Linked DNA regions of Homo sapiens: region 2 is linked to region 1. The links are chromatin loops, found by intact Hi-C in ENCODE. Cell type or tissue: HepG2. All regions are shown on one strand. Links, peaks and the distances in the headings refer to the core of each region. The heading gives the core; the rest is flanking DNA. Region 1 overlaps SLC44A1 (solute carrier family 44 member 1). Region 2 overlaps SLC44A1 (solute carrier family 44 member 1).

Region 1 (2,921 bases), core at 136-2,635:
TTAAGCTTAATTCTCTATGCCTTTCACATATTCAAATGCACACACATGAAGTTAAAAATAACATACAGACCTTGACCTTAGGTTCAGATTCTATTAACATTTGTTGGGTGTGTAGGTGTTAGTCACTGTCACATTCAAGAACTTATTTGATCTTTGCAACAACTCTGTGAGGTAGGGGCCATAACTATTCCAAAGATGTTAAAACTGAGGCCTTGAGGCCTAACCACCAGGCCCAAGAGAGCTAGTAGGTGCCAAAGCATGAATTCAAACATAGTACCTCTGATTCTGAGTTTCACTGTTTCCATTCTGCACTATTCCAAAATATTTCCTACAAATATCATTAGTAAATTTAACTGTTCTCTATTAACTTTGAATATTCTGTTTCCAGCATTCTGAAGTTCATCCAATCCATGGCAACATGCTTAAAAGTAATTATACTTTAACTAATTCATATTTAACTGAATATTTATAGGAGGCCAAGTGCTTGTATCAAACCAATTTATGATTTATTAAAACTGCACTTTCTTGCCTTTTGATTGGAAAATGTCCTTAACCAGGTAAATAAATGCTTACATTAGTTTTTCAGTTTTCACTTTAAACAAAATGAACTGATAGTTTTATTTTTAGACAATGAAACAAATAATCGTAATAAGCATGGTATTGACAAACCAGATTATTGTAACTGAAAACTACAGATGAGTATTTCAGCTGAGAGGGTAACACGCAGTATCCACCTACTTTCACTCCCAACAGGGCAAGGATCAGGAAAGAGATGCAGCACATACATTTTGAAAAAGCTTCTCAGGCCAACTCTGATTATGTGCCTTGGCCTCCATACCTCCCCCTTCCCTATGCCATCTCCAAGGTGGAGAGCCCATGTCACAGATAATCCATAAACCTAAGTTAAGAGCAAGTTTGTCGTTGTTATCCTCAGTGAATCTTTTACTAAGCTTATTAATAACTTAAATACAGCTTTAAGTTTCATATCCTTTAGAGGAACAGGAATAAATAAAATACCAAAAGTGAGAATGAAAGACAAGAAGCAGTAACAGAAAAATACTCTATAAACAAAACAGCCTAGACACCTGCAGGCATTGGCATATACAATATGCACATAGCATGATCAGATGATACAGAAATGCATTTGCAAAGGGAATTGCAAAACAGCCTAAGTAAGCTTTGAACTTAAAAGGTAGATGGGAATGGAGAAAAATGCTCAGACCAAACTGCAAAGCAAACATTACAGAGGACAGCTGGTAAGGCATGTAAATGTGTATTTATTACAGTTGGGGTGGTTTCCAGAAATTATCTGAGGAAGAGGAAAAGGTTTATTTTTAAATGGATATTTTTGAGATACAATAACAAATTATCCCAACAGGCAGGAAAAGGAGAGATGTCTGAATAAAATGCTCTGTCTACAAGGTGAACGAGGAGGACAGATGCACCAAAGATGAAAACAGGGAAACGAGACAAAGGTGGGACATTATATCACTGAAACTCAGGAAAAAGGATAAGAGTCAGAAAAGAAGTGACTTTTAAAGCTGCACTCAGAGCAAGATTAAAATGAATGATATGATGCCATAGAAGGTTTAAAACTGGTTTAAACTTCTGTTTTGCTTTTACTTTCTTTACTGAAGATAGGAGAAGGTAAAGAAAATAAGATTCACCAATAATTTACTTTGAGTCACAAAGCATTACAGGCTTTAGCCTCACAACATCCTAATTCAACAAATGATGGAACTGACTGGCAAGCTGGGTGACTAACCTAACTTTCCAGTTCAAACTGTAAAGTGAGAATAAATGCAAAGGAAAGTGAGTTACAGACCAGCAAGTCAGTTGATTAAATCAGTGCAATCTTCTGGGATCCCTGGAGATCCCTAATCTTCTGGGATCCCTGACAGACAAAGCCCTACCTGTACATGATATAGGGCTGTACTCTATGTGGTATGCAACACTCACGTGACAGGAATTAAATAGGATAAGAAAAACTTCATTTATAACAAACATTACTAGGTGTATACTCCTGGGCCAGACCCTTTGGATACCAAATTCATAAAATATAGTTCTTGAATGCAAGTAAGTTACAGTCTAGAGAAGAACACACAAAAATATATACAGTCATTTAAAAACCATGTGATAGGAGGCAAGGCTGAGATGTCAGTGGAAATTGTGTAATTCTGCATGGAGGATAAGGGGTTAGAGAAACCATTAAGGAGGAGGAGGCAGTATCTAAGCCATATTTTGAAATTGAGTAGGAATTTTCCAGACAGATGGGGAAGGGAGCACTCTAGGCAGAGAAAACTGCATGTCTAAAAGCACAGAATCATGAAAGAGCATATTTAAGGAACTGCAAATAATCTGATAAAGTCGACTATAGGATGGGGTATCAAAGAGCTATGCACCAAGGAGAAGCAGGGGATAGAAAATGTAGCCGTCCTTAGAATCTGGAAGATCTTACAGCTCTTCCATTAGGCAACACGTACTCAAATGGCCACGGAACAGTGATACCCTGGTATGGCCAGCCCCTCGAATTGAAGGCTAGAGAGGGAATGGCTGGGGAACAGCAGCGCTGATCCAGAGATGAGCCTTTGCCATTAAATTGCCTCCTGCTGCCATGGCAACTCTGTGACAAGACTTTTTGGAGCAAAAGGTGGCAAGCAGATACTAGATCTGCTGGCCGCCTCCTGCCGAATTTGGCTGCCTCCTGCCGAATTTGGCTGCTCTCCTCTCCAATCAGGATGGAAGCACTGCAGCACTAAAGCTGGAAAGCAGGCTGAAAAATCCCTCTGTCACCTTCTGCTTTAGTGATTCCTGATATGTGTCTTCCCCAGAGGGGAATAAAAATGGAGTCTGATCATTTTCCCAATTATTACCTCATATCAATTTACAATTTATAGCCCCTTTCCACAGAGAGTGTTGCC
Region 2 (2,921 bases), core at 242-2,741, 79 kb after region 1:
CAACCTCCCAGACTCAAGAGATCTTCCTCCCACCTCAGCCTCCTGAGTAGCTGAGACCAAAAGCACACGACACCATACCTGGCTAATTTGTTTTGCTATTTTTTGTAGAGATGGGTCTCACTATATTGCCCAGGATGGTCTAGAACTCCTGGCTTCAAGTAATCCTCCTGCCTCAGCCTCCCAAAGTGTTGGGATTATACGTGTGAGCCACCAAACCCAGCCTTTTTTATTTCTTATAGCTGTAACATCATAAGTAGTTCAAAATGAAGAATTTTCTGAGATCATAATCATGATTATATTATCACAAATCTACAAAAACAAACAAACTTTAATACCTTCCCTGCTACTTAAATATCTTGAAGTAATCATGTTTCCAATTTTTCCATCTTCCTGCTGGTTTTTTTACTTTACATATTATAAACATATCCAGAAGTCAAACACTTCCATTTAATAATTTTCAGCATTTCTGGCAACCTTAAAAATTTGAATAAAAGTTGCTTTTAAGGGTTTTCCTACTAAATAAGTCTAAATATCTGGTTGTGGGATATTGTAGAGAGTAACTAAAAGGAATAATAATATTTTCACAAAAAAATAAATTCCAGGGGTTTATCAACCAAATGTTTGTTAAATGAATCCTATTATACAACATTATCATATTATACAATTACAAAGGAGTCCCCCAGAGGGGAAAAACTGGCATCCCTCTATTGAGTATAATAAAACATACTGAAAAATGTAAATCTGTTTTTTAAATTGCCAAAAAAATTACTAAATTTTACACAATGCATAAATTCAAAATTGGAACATTATGCTATGCTATATTCCAAATAAATTAGAAAACAAAAAGTATCAAAAAGGAGGAAATATTACTGTGTCAAAAACTTTAACCATCTTCACAGAGTGAATTCCCACAGCAGAGATAACAATGTCTAACTCTTTAATGACTTAAATTTTTCACCAGCTCAAACACGTTTTCTTTACAACGCTTGCCATAAAGTCTCACCCATTTGTGCCTGCTATAAAAACATCACCACTGTAAATCTGACTGGTCCATTACTTGAGCGCACTAGCCCTTTCCTGTCCACCTTGACCCAGTAACTTACACCTTTATAAGTATACTTGCTCCATACGTGACATGTATACCTTCAACAGACAAGCTGCTTAAGAGAGCCCTGAACATGCTGTTAAGAGTCTTCCAAAGAAGAATCGTTTTAAAATTCTTATAATGAATTTTAAAACCCCAGTGTTCTAAGGTAGGAGTTCAATCACCTCTATCCATGGAGGGAAACAGAATATCTGTTAATTCATTCAAATATTTCATGAGTACCTACCATGTATTGGTACCAGCTAAGCACCAAGATGGCAATAAACAAAGCAAACACGGCCCCTCTCTTCATCAACTCAGCCTAGAGCAAGGGTCAGCAAACATTTTCTGTAAAGGGACACAGAGTAAATATTTATGCTTGCAGGCCATAAGGCCTCTGTCACAACTACTCAACTCTGACACTGTCATATGAAAGCAGCTATAGACAAGTAAATGAATTAATATGACTGTGTCCCAATAAAACCTTGTGAATGAAATTAAAATTTCATAATTTATTAAATAAATTTCTCATGAAATCATATTCTTTTGATTTGTTTCAACCACTTAAAAACGTAAAGACCATTCTTAGCTCGTAAGCCATAAAAAACAGGTAGCAGGTCAGATTTGGCCCATGGGCTGTAGTTTGCCGCCACCTAGTCTAGACATTAATATTAACTGTAAAATTACGTGTTTACTGCTTTAAGTGCTCACAGGGAAAACACATAAGGCTATGAGAGTTTAATGAGGAGACATGGCCTAGTTTGAAGGGATCAGAAAAGGCTTTTCCAAGGAAGTGACTTTCAGACTGAAACTTAAAGCAACCAGCCAAAAGCCAGGGAGCAAAGCAAAGAGCCTCCTAGACAAGTGAACCACATATGCAAAAGCCCTCTAAGAGGAAGGAATACAACCAACTGAAGAATCTGTGAGGCTGCAGTGCAATGAGCAAAGAAAAGCACACCACAAGGTGACCCTATAGAGAGATGGAGAACAGCCACACACAGGGTCTTGTTGTCCAGGGTCAAGGGTTCTGGTCTTTGTCCTAAGAGCAATGGGAAACCATTAAAGGGTTTTAAGTAGGAGAGGAACACAATTAGCTTGGGATTTTTCAAAGATCACCAAGACTGCAATACGAAGAAAAATTAGAAGGGAGCATGAACAGTTACGGAGAGATCTGTAACCAAGGTACTGGGCTGGAGATGACAGAGGCTTGAACCGGAGTGCTGGCAGTGACGTTGAGAAGGTCAAAGAGGCAAGATGTGGTGACTAGATATAGAAGAGTGAGAGGCAGGTTCCCTACAGGACTCGAGTCTCCAGTTTCCACAACCAGGGCATTGGTATCATTCGGTGAACCAGAGATAAAGTACTGAAAAAGCCGGGGGTGAGGGGTACGATTTTGAGGACAGATTTAAACATGCTGAGTTTGAGTTGCCTGTACAATATTCTAGTGTAAATGCTAATTAATCAGTTGGATATAAGGATCAGCGACCAGGACAGTAATTTAGTTTGGGAACTGTTAACATACAGACTGTAACTGAAGCCATACGAGGGATGAAATTACCTAGAGAAAGGGTAAGGAAGAGTGGCTCTCAAACTTGGTGACACACGAGGGCTACCAGGGGAACTTTTAAAAGTTTTGATGCTGGCTACTCTGGGTGTACTATTATGGGTTAGCCCTGCTCTGCAAGAAGCACTTATAAAACAGAAAAAAAAACTTTTTTTGATGCCCAGCCCGCAGTCTTGGACCAATACATAAGAATCTTTGGGAATAGGACCCAGGCATCACTTCCATAACATTTGTAAACTTCTCCAAGTGATTCCAATGTGCAGCCAAGGATGA

Evidence for each region. A loop is a pair of places that touch in the nucleus more often than their neighbours do. Peaks named below come from ENCODE experiments on the same cell type or tissue, not always from the same donor. Only the 100,000 strongest peaks of a DNase experiment are listed, where the experiment ranks them.
Region 2: a loop joins it to region 1, with 4 times the contacts of the local background. A loop is called at or near these places in 13 of 110 quality-filtered maps.

What each region holds. Positions count from the first base shown.
Region 1 is chr9:105,329,172-105,332,092 of GRCh38, reverse strand. The region is part of intron 3 of SLC44A1 (solute carrier family 44 member 1); the gene reads right to left. Among named protein-coding and RNA genes, the nearest start is that of SLC44A1, 86 kb to the right of the region's middle. In HepG2, for the core only: no CTCF peak of the experiment used is centred there; DNase peaks (open chromatin) are centred at 142 and 1,182.
Region 2 is chr9:105,250,747-105,253,667 of GRCh38, reverse strand. The region is part of intron 1 of SLC44A1 (solute carrier family 44 member 1); the gene reads right to left. Among named protein-coding and RNA genes, the nearest start is that of SLC44A1, 7.6 kb to the right of the region's middle. In HepG2, for the core only: a CTCF peak has its summit at 1,720; a DNase peak (open chromatin) is centred at 1,437; H3K4me3 peaks cover 1,138 bases.